Linked DNA regions of Homo sapiens: region 1 is linked to region 2. A link is a loop called in an ENCODE intact Hi-C map of the cell type or tissue named here. Cell type or tissue: PC-3. All regions are shown on one strand.

Region 1 (5,000 bases), 270 kb after region 2:
AAAAAAGATAAATGAAACAAAAGGCTGGTTCTTTGAAAAGATAAATAAAATTGATAGACCATTACCAAGATTAACCAAGAAAATAAGAGAAAAAATCCAAATAAGCTCAATTAGAAACAAAATGGGAGATATAACAACTGACACCACAAAAATGAAAAGATCACTCAAGGCTACTATGAACAACTTTACACACATAAACTCGAAAACCTAGAGGATATGGATAAATTCTTGGAAAGATACAACCTTTCTAATTTAAATCAGGAAGAATTAGATGTCCTGAACAAACCAATAACAAGCAGTGAGACTGAAATGGTAACAAAAAAATTACAAATAAAAAAAGTCCAAGACCAGACAGATTCACAGCAGAATTCTATCAGACATTCAAAGAAGAATCAGTACTGATCCTATTGACACTATTCCACAAGATAGAGAAAGAGGGAATCCTCACTAAATCATTCTGTGAAGTCAGTATCACCCTAATACCAATACCAGGAAAGGATACCACCAAAAGAGAAAACTACAGACCAATATCTCTGATGAACATAGATGCAAAAGTCCTTAACAAAATACTAGCTAACCAAATCCAACAACACATCAAAAAGATAATCCACCATGATCAAGTGGGTTTCATACCAGGGATGCAGGGTTGGTCTAACATACGCAAGTCAATAAATGTGATATACCACATAAACAGAATTAGAAGCAAAAATCACATGATCACCTCAATAGATACAGAAAAAGCATTCAACAAAATCCAGCATTGCTTTATTATTAAAACTCTCAGCACAATTGGCATACAAGGGACATATCTTAATGTAATAAAGCCATCTATTATAAACCCACAGCCAACATAATACTGAATGGAGAAAAGTTGAAAGCACTCACCCTGAGAACTGGAACAAGACAAGGATGCCCACTCTCACGACTTCCTTTCAATATAGTATTGGAAGTCCTAGCCAGAGCAATCAGACAAAAGAAAGAAATAAAAAGCATCCGAATCGATAAAGAGGAAATCAACTGTCACTATTTGCTGATTATATGATTGTTTACCTAGAAAACCCTAAAGATTCCTCCAGAAAGCTCCTAGAACTGATGAAAGAATTCAGCCAAGTTTCTGGATACAAAATTAAGGTACACAAATCAGTAGCTCTGCTATACACTAACAGTGACTAAGCTGAGAATCAAATCAAGAACTCAACCCCTTTTACAATAGCTGCAAAAAAATAAAATACTTAGGAATATACCTAACCAAGGAGGTGAAAGACCTCTGCATGGAAAACTCCAAAACACTGCTGAAAGAAATCACAGATGACACAAACAAATGGAAGCACATCCCATGCTCATGGAAGGGTAGAATCAATATTGTGAAAATGACCATACTGCCAAAAGCAATCTAAAAATTCAATGCAATTCCCGTCAAAATACCACCATCATTCTTCACAGAACTATAAAAAACAGTCCTAGGCCAGGCATGGTGGCTGACACCTGTAATCCCAGCACTTTGGGAGTCCAAGGCAGGTGGATCACAAGGTCAGGAGTTCGAGACCAGCCTGGTCAATATGGTGAAACCTCGTCTCTGCTAAAAATACAAAAATTAGCCGGGCGTGGTGGCACGCACCTCCCAAGTCCCAGCTACTTGGGAGGCTGAGGCAGAAGAATCACTTGAACCCAGGAGGCAGAGGTTGCAGTGAGCTGAGATTGTGCCACTGCACTCCAGCTTGGGCGACAGAGCGAGACTCTGTCTCAAAAAAAAAAAAAAAAAAATCTTAAAATTCATATGGAGCAACAACAACAAAAAAGCCCACATAGCCAAAGCAAGACTAAGCAAAAAGAGCAAATCTGGAGGCATCACAGTACCTGATTTCAAACTATACTATAAGGCCATTGTTACCAAAACAGCATGGTACTGGTATAAAAATAGGCACATAGACCAATTGAACCAAATAGAGAAACCAGAAATAAACCCAAATACTTACAGCCAACTGATCTTTGACAAAGCAAACAAAAACATAAAGTGGGGAAAGGACACCCTATTCAACAAATGGTGCTGAGATAATTGGCAAGCCACATGTAAAATGAAACTGGATCCTCATCTCTCACCTTATACAAACATCAGCTCAAGATGGATCAAGGACTTAAATTTAATACCTGAAACTATAAAAATTCTAGAAGATAACATGGGAAAAACCCTTCCAGAAATTGGCTTAGGCAAGGATTTCATGACCAAGAACCCAAAAGCAAATGTAATAAAAACAAAGATAAATAGCTGGGACTTAATTAAACTAAAAGGCTTTTGCATAGCAAAGGGAATAGTCAGCAGAGTAAACAGACAACCCACAGGGTGGGAGAAAATTTTCACAATCCATACATCTGACAAAGGACTAATATCCAGAATCTACAATGACTCAAACAAATTAGCAAGAAAAAAGCAAACAATCCCATCAAAAAGTGGGCTAAGGACATGAATAGACAATTCTCCAAAGAAGATATACAACTGGCCAACGAATATATGAAAAAATGCTCATCATCACTAATGATCATGGAAATGCAAATCAAAACCACAATGTAATACCATCTTACTCCTGCAAGAATGGCCATAATCAAAAAGTCAAAAAATAATAGATATTGGCATGGATGCAGTGAACAGGGAACACTTCTATACTTCTGGTGGGAATGTAAACTAGTACAATCACTATGGCAAACAGTGTGGAAATTCCTTAAAGAACTAAAAGTAGAACTACCATTTGATCCAGCAATCCCACTACTGGGTATCTACCCAGAGGAAAAGAAGTCATTATACGTAAAGGATACTTGCACGTGCATGGTTATAGCAGCACAATTTGCAATTGCAAAAACGTGGAACCAACCCAAATGCCCATCAATCAAGGAGTGAATAAAGAAACTGTGGTATATACATATGATGGAATACTACTCAGCCATAAAAGTGAATGAATTAATGGCATTCACAGTGACCTGGATGAGATTGGAGACTACTATTCTAAGTGAAGTAACTCAGGAATGGAAAACGAAACATTGTATGTTCTTACTTATAGGTGGGAGCTAAGCTATGAGGATGCAAAGGCATAAGAATGACACAGTGGACTTTGGGGACTCAGGAGGAAAGGGTGGGAAGGGGGTGAGGGATAAAATACTACAAATTGTGTGCAGTGTATACTGCTTGAGTGATGGGTGCAGGAAAGTAGAGGAAAGGAAAGGAAAGGAAAGGAAAAGGAAAAGGAAAATGAAAAGGAAAGGTTTTTAAAAAAATCAATAGAGATCAAATTTAAAAATTTTGTGCTTCAAAAGACACCCTCAATAATTTTTTTTAAAAATATGACAGAAATTGGGAGACGTATAAATAATATATCTTATAAGAGACTTGTATCAGAATATATAAAGATCCAGAATAAAACACAAATAACCCAATTTTAAAATGGGCAAAAAATTTGAACAGACATTTCATCAAAGAAGATATATGAATGGCCAATAAGCACATGAAAAGATGCTCAATGTCACTAGATAATAGGGAAATACAATTTAAAACCACTATGAAATACCACTTCGGAATCACTGGAATGGCTAAAAAAACAGACAACAACATGTGTTGACAAGGAGGTGGAGAATTTGAAACCCTAGTACACTGCTGGTGGAAGGTAAAATGGTACACCCACTCTGGAAAACAGTTTTACAGTTTCCTAAGAAACTGATGGGAGCATACATTGTCAATCACTTACCACTGGAGGGGAAGGAAAGCCTTAAAATCTTGTTTCTAGCTCTCCTATCAAAATCTGACACTAAGAAAATGGGCTTCTTTTATGGTGTCAAGACAGCAAATAAAAACATCACTGTTTACTAACCTGGTCAGCTCCTAGCTGGGTGGAACCATCAGTATACATCACAGTTATCACCAGGGCTGCTGCCTGTTTGAGCATTTCAATCAGCTGGCTTTTTGCCCAATCATCCAAATGCCTAATATCACAAAAATGTTTTTTCAATGCTCCTGAGTTCCCAGAATTTAGGTAGCCTTCGGCGTCATCAGTATCTTCTTCCAATGCCATTTGTTTACTTGTTTTCTCTGACAAATTATTATATGTAATATGTTTTCTTTTAAGATTAATGCTTCCTTTATTTTCATTATTTATATTCTCCATTAGGAAATGCTTTCTTTTATGCCCCTTTTTCTGTAGAACTGAAGCCTCTTGATTATACTGTGGAATTAAACAACTTGAAAGAGTCAATGAGCTGATGCTCTTCTGTTTTTGGTCAGCAGACAGCTGATCTGTGAGCCTGACACTGAAGGACTGAGGAGACAGCTTGGCAGAACCTCTTGATGTCTGACTTCTTAAAGATTTAAGATCCTACAGAAAAATGGAAAATATTTCATTAGAATATGGACTCATAAGACAGATCTATAAACTAAACTAATTTCTGGTAAAAACTTGTCTAAGGTAATATGGAGACACAATCTTCATATTACCTATGATCAAACCTTCTAAGGAAACCCTATAGTGTCTTCTAGAGCAGTGATTTTTCTCAACCAAGGTAGGCATGCATATCTGGATCAAGAGCTCAAAAACCAGCCAGGCGTGGTGGCTCACGCCTGTAATCCCAGCACTTTGGGAGGCCGAGGTGGGTGGATCACTTGAGGTCAGGAATTCGAGATGAGTCTGGCCAACATGGTGAAACTTCATCTTACTAAAAATACAAAAATTAGCTGGCATGGTGGCAGGCGCTTGTAATTCCAGCTACTCGGGAGGCTGAGGCAGGAGAATCACTTGAATTCAGGAGGTGGAGGCTGAAGTGAGCTGGGATTGCACCATTGCACTCCAGCTTGGGTGACAAGAGCGAAACTCTGTCTCGAAAAAAAAGCTCAAAAGCCTCCAACTGGCCCCTGTTCTGGGAATCAGTGCATGTAATGAGACATGTCATGGATAGGATTATGTTGCATATGTGCATAAGAGAGAAGATTAATAATTTACAACTTCCAAGTAAAAGCCATT
Region 2 (5,000 bases):
CACCTCCCAAAGTGCTGGGATTACAGGTGTGAGCCACTGCGGCTGGCCAGGTTACCTTCTATTAAAGCAGCCCTTTGCTGGCAATCATACTGAAACTGGTTGTTTTGAAATATTTGTGTAAATGTTATACCTAAAAAATACATGACCCTAGACACTCAGAATACCAAAATTCACATTAAGTGGCTAGTAATGTTTTATTAGCTCCTATCTCAGGAGATAGCACATGATAAAAAGAAGTAATGGTGTCTTGTCTCTTCAGATTTGGGTTTTATAAACCTGAGCCAAACCACATATGACACCCAATGTGCACTGAGCACTTCTGACATGCTAGGCACTGTCCCAAGTGCATTCTCCTGTCGCCTTGTCCATGATCCTCTGGATTCCACCTCACCGCATCCTGTCTCACTGGCTCTGGTTCCAGGCAGGTGGGTGAGATGGAGTATGAGTGCAGGAGTGGCAAGTCATTCCCTGGGCAGCGCTGCTCTAGTGCTATGGGGACAGGACAGTTTTCAGCCACACCTTTCAGAATCTCAGCCCTTGAGAAAAGCTTCATGATCCCTTCTCCCATTTCTTGCTTTTCTCAGTTGTGACATGTTTTACTGATGATCTTTGTTCATTAGGTGTATCTGGTGTTTGTCTAAAAATTGGAAATCCTCAGTATAGTGATACTAGTAATGTTGGTCCTGACTTAGCAGGGCTGAGTCTAACTTGATTGGGCACCTCTTGAATGGAAGGATCCATTTTTCTCATGTTCATCCTCTGCTTTGGGTTCAGTGGAGAGTCTAGGTGCATGTTCAATAAGACTCGTATCAGGTGTCTTAACCACATGACTGCAGCGGGTCTTGGCGTGGCCCCACCCACCTCGCCCTCCTGACAGATGCGAGAGCGGGAGGTGCGAAGAAAGAATCAGTCCAGATTGTGAAAAAAGTCTGAGATTGGGCAACCATGGATGACTTATGTGTGGAACACATTTCCAAAGGAAGAAGTTTCTGCCACGAAACTTTTCAGCAACCTGTGTTCATTCACATGAGGAGATTTTTTTTCCTTTCTTTTCCTTTTGTTGTTCTTTTTCTTTTTTTTTCCTTTTTTTCTTTTCTTTTTTTTTTCTTTCTTTTTTTTTTTTTTTTTTTTTTTTTAAATAATAGAGAGACACAATCACTGACAAAACGGCCAGAACAAGCTCTTACAAGGCCATGGAGGCAGCCTCCTCGCTCAAGAGCCAGGCAGGTAATGTGGTCAGCGCCCTTTCCTTCTTGGCTTCTGGGTGCCCAGGCTGGGCTGGGTGGGTGGGCTGAGAGTGTGAAAGGGGAAGGCTGGGGCTGGTGAAGGGGAACAGGGCAGGGGAGGAATCCACAATTAAGCTAGGAGTGAAAAAGAAGGAAAGGAGGTTCTCCTGTGGTTGAAAACTAAACTGTTTTAATGTGTATGTTATTTTGAAGGGTTTGGCTAAATTTTATTGAAGTTACTTTTTACTTGGCTCTATTATTTGCAATTTAAAATTTTACTAGAAAAGTGATTTCAACCAGAAGTTTTCAGGTTTCTTACTTGATGGTGCCAGTTGCTACTGTAAATTCTGTCACCCTTCAGTACCCTGACCCTCTGCATGTAAGCTAACAGTAAGGGCTCGTTATTTATATTTCACATGCTAAAGAAACTAGCTTAAAACCTTTATGAAAAATAATTGTCAAAAAAATAAGAGGGGAAATTACACTTCCTTTTACCTTTTAGTTATCTTTTTGAAATACCTGTTTGATCCCTTATTGAAGAAGTCATACCTTCTCCAACTCTTAATTAAAAGGAAAACAAAACCCTGGGGAGGAGAGTGGCAATGGCTCTGTTTTTCTTGTTTTGCATGAGGTGCTTGACTGGCTTTTAAAAATCAGTTAAACAGACTTTAAAAAAAAAAAAAGACATGAGCAATTGGACATTTGAACGCTAGCTGATGATATAAGAGCATTGTTACTTTTAAGTGTGGGAGTAGCATTGTGGTTATATGTAAGACTTTATGTTTAGAGATTTGTGCTAAACTTCTTATGGATGAAATGATATGTCTGGGATTTGCTTCAGAATAATCTGGCAGGGGGACGTGGAACCAGGTATGGATAGAGCCACGCTGGCCCCAGGTTGATGTTTTTGGGGGCCAAGTAGCGAGGACATGGGGTTCATTGTACAGTTTGTCTGCTTTTGTTTATGTTCAGATTTTTCCATGATAGAAAGTTAAGCCAGAAGGACAAAGGAATTCAGAAGATTCATCTTTAGAACTTCACTTATTTGAGGGGTAATTTTTAAGCAGTAAAAAGATCAAGGGTTTATGATTTGAAACTTTACAAACCAAAATTATTTTACAGCAACGAAAAATCTGTCTGATGCATGTAAACCACTGAAGAAGCGAAATCGGGCTTCCACGGCAGCATCTTCAGCTCTTGGGTTTAGCAAAAGTTCATCTCCTTCTGCATCCTTAACTGAGAATGAGGTAAAATAATAATAATAACGATAACCATGGCATTGGTATGAAGGCCATTTAGCTGCCCACGCTGCAGTGTGAGTAATGCTCAGACTTCATAAGCGCAGCATTGGTGCTCACTGCCAGTGCAGATGTTTTAGGGCCTCTTGGCTAACTCAGATTCATGAAATGGACAAACAGTGCACTATGTTAGTTTATTTGAGCACTTTTTATACACACGCACACAGTGTCTGTGTACATGTACAGATATACTTCAGTCTTGATGCAGTTTCATAGTTCTTAAAATCTGTCTGAAGAATGTTGTGTTCTGTGTAGCCCTCACACTGTAAGAGTTCACATGGAAGTAAGTCTGCGTTGGTTCTGAAAGGGCACAGTGTCAGTTGAGCTGACATATACTGGGTGGGGTGGAAGGCGACTCACACACCACACCTGATTCCTGTTGCTTCCAGACCTAGGCTCATGGAGGAAGCCAAAGATTTCTTTGTTCTCATGCATTTCATGGCTTTGGTCCTTTAAATTCTGGCACATTTTTAGTTACTTGAGTGTTGAGGTGAGTCAGAACTACCATTGTAATATGACTCCTGTGTTCTGGACTTGCAGAGTACATGATAGCAAAATAAAGCCATTTGGGGCTGCTGCCTGCCATCATTGTAACATGACACTTAGACTTTATTATCAAACCTAAATTTTTTGCCGTTGCCAAAAACAACAAATAGCCACAGAACGTAGGTGTGACACTTTTTTGTTCGGAGGTAGTTTTGGTTTCCTGATTTTTAGGGATTACCTTCATAGAGCTTTGGAGTTTTAATTTCTTGTTATTTGGTTCTCCGTGATGCTGTTTTTCTCATTGTAGACATGGGTCCTGTTTTTGTCATGTTTATGAGGAGATGATAACTGGGGGCCCTTTTGGAACAGGGTAGTGAGGCAAGGGTTGGACAGGCCCCTTACTCTTGCTGAGTCAGAAGGCGGCACTTCTGGCCAGGTCTCTGCCATGGTCCCCAGGAAGGATGGGGTGTGCCTCAGTTGTTTCCACTCATTAGAGGAGTGTAGGCCTTCCAGTGCAGGAAGGTCAGGGACCTAGGCAACCTGGGCGGGGCTCATAGAGCTCTGCGGCTTGCCACTCTGAATCCTCAGCGACCACTCCTCCGAGTGGGATTTTCTGCAGGGACTCAAACCAACTCAGTGGTGGTCGAGACCTGTTCACGGATGGTGGGACTGGGGCTGCTTTACAGTTTGATACGTGTAGATAATTAAGCATTTTGTGATGTTTGGACACACTGGAGAAAAGGCAGTAAGAATTATTTACTGAAACATCTAGGAGCTTACTGAAATATGAAAAGGCAAATTTTATACAAATTATTTTTCCTTTTTCCTTTCTTTCTTGTCCAAGTTCAGGTTAAAATCTTAGAAAATTAAATGAAAGGTCATTTACAGTTCCAAAGAAGAATATTAAACATTTTTCACTTAAGTTGAGATTTTTGCTTTAAAGAGCTTTTAATGAGTTTTTCTGTTATCATAATTTTGGTCCGGTTATTCACTTGAGTTGTTGCTTATACTGTTGTCAGGTACAGTAGAGAGAACATGGAGCCTGCTGAGATCTTCTCTGTTATTCCTGATCCTAAGTCATGTATATCGAAGGCTTTGATTTAGAGTAATGCATGAGGCCAGTGTAGCGGGGTCGAGGCCTGCCCATGAGTCAGGGGAGCTCAGTCTCCCTGGCCTAGGCAGTTGTCCTGACCTTGAGAAGACATAGATGAAGCATTTTATCATCATTAGACTTAAATTTTAATTCTTCAGAATGTCAGAAGTTGATAGGTTGTTAAATACATTTATATAATACATTAAATATGTGAAATTAATACACCTTCCTACATTTTGAAGGTGATGCATAGATCCCATAGTGTGCATCATGTTCCTTATATGAAAACGTTTAAATTACTGGGTCTTTTCCATTAAACTACTTTTGTATGGCTTAGATAAATCTTCCATTAGTGTTCATTTTTATAGAATTATGCTGTTAAAACTACTTTAGGTGAACAAATAAACTTGTCTATTATATATTAACGCGACTGAACTACAGTAAATGTTTGTGATGTTTCCAATGCTGAATGCCTGTTAGCATATGAGGCAAAGTGTAGTGTTATAAAAAACAGCCTGTTGACTGCTGGGCCCGATTCTGATATGAGTTAGGTGACCATGAGAATTGCTGTTTGAGGTCCACACTGACACACACCCATTGGGTCACACCCCCTTTGCATGTTTGTATTTCCTCCCTTTCATCACATTTGTTTGAAATAAGGTACTTTTATAGGGTTGGTATTTCAGAACACTTTAGGTCATGTTGTAGTTTAAATTCTTCTTGAAAAAGGTATATGTGATAAATAAAAATTTTTATTGGAATAATTATTACATGGTACTACATCACCCTGAGGAAGAGAATAAATTAAAATTACACACTTGCATGACAAAGGCCTGTGAAGGAATTAATGTGATTTAAGTGTTTTGTAACTTCATTTTTTATTCCTTTAGTAGAGCA

What was found. Peaks named below come from ENCODE experiments on the same cell type or tissue, not always from the same donor. Only the 100,000 strongest peaks of a DNase experiment are listed, where the experiment ranks them.
Region 1: it touches region 2 in a loop (6-fold over the local background); 1 of 110 quality-filtered maps calls a loop at or near these places.

Annotation. Positions count from the first base shown.
Region 1 is chr4:2,204,130-2,209,129 of GRCh38, forward strand. POLN (DNA polymerase nu) reads right to left here. Exons shown (of 26, transcript NM_181808.4): 5 at 3,858-4,358. Among named protein-coding and RNA genes, the nearest start is that of HAUS3, 35 kb to the right of the region's middle. In PC-3, no CTCF peak of the experiment used is centred here; a DNase peak (open chromatin) is centred at 2,322; H3K27ac peaks cover 1,771 bases.
Region 2 is chr4:1,937,306-1,942,305 of GRCh38, forward strand. NSD2 (nuclear receptor binding SET domain protein 2) reads left to right here. Exons shown (of 22, transcript NM_001042424.3): 8 at 1,146-1,227; 9 at 2,349-2,473. Among named protein-coding and RNA genes, the nearest start is that of MIR943, 47 kb to the right of the region's middle. In PC-3, no CTCF peak of the experiment used is centred here; a DNase peak (open chromatin) is centred at 2,986; H3K4me3 peaks cover 504 bases; H3K27ac peaks cover 2,237 bases.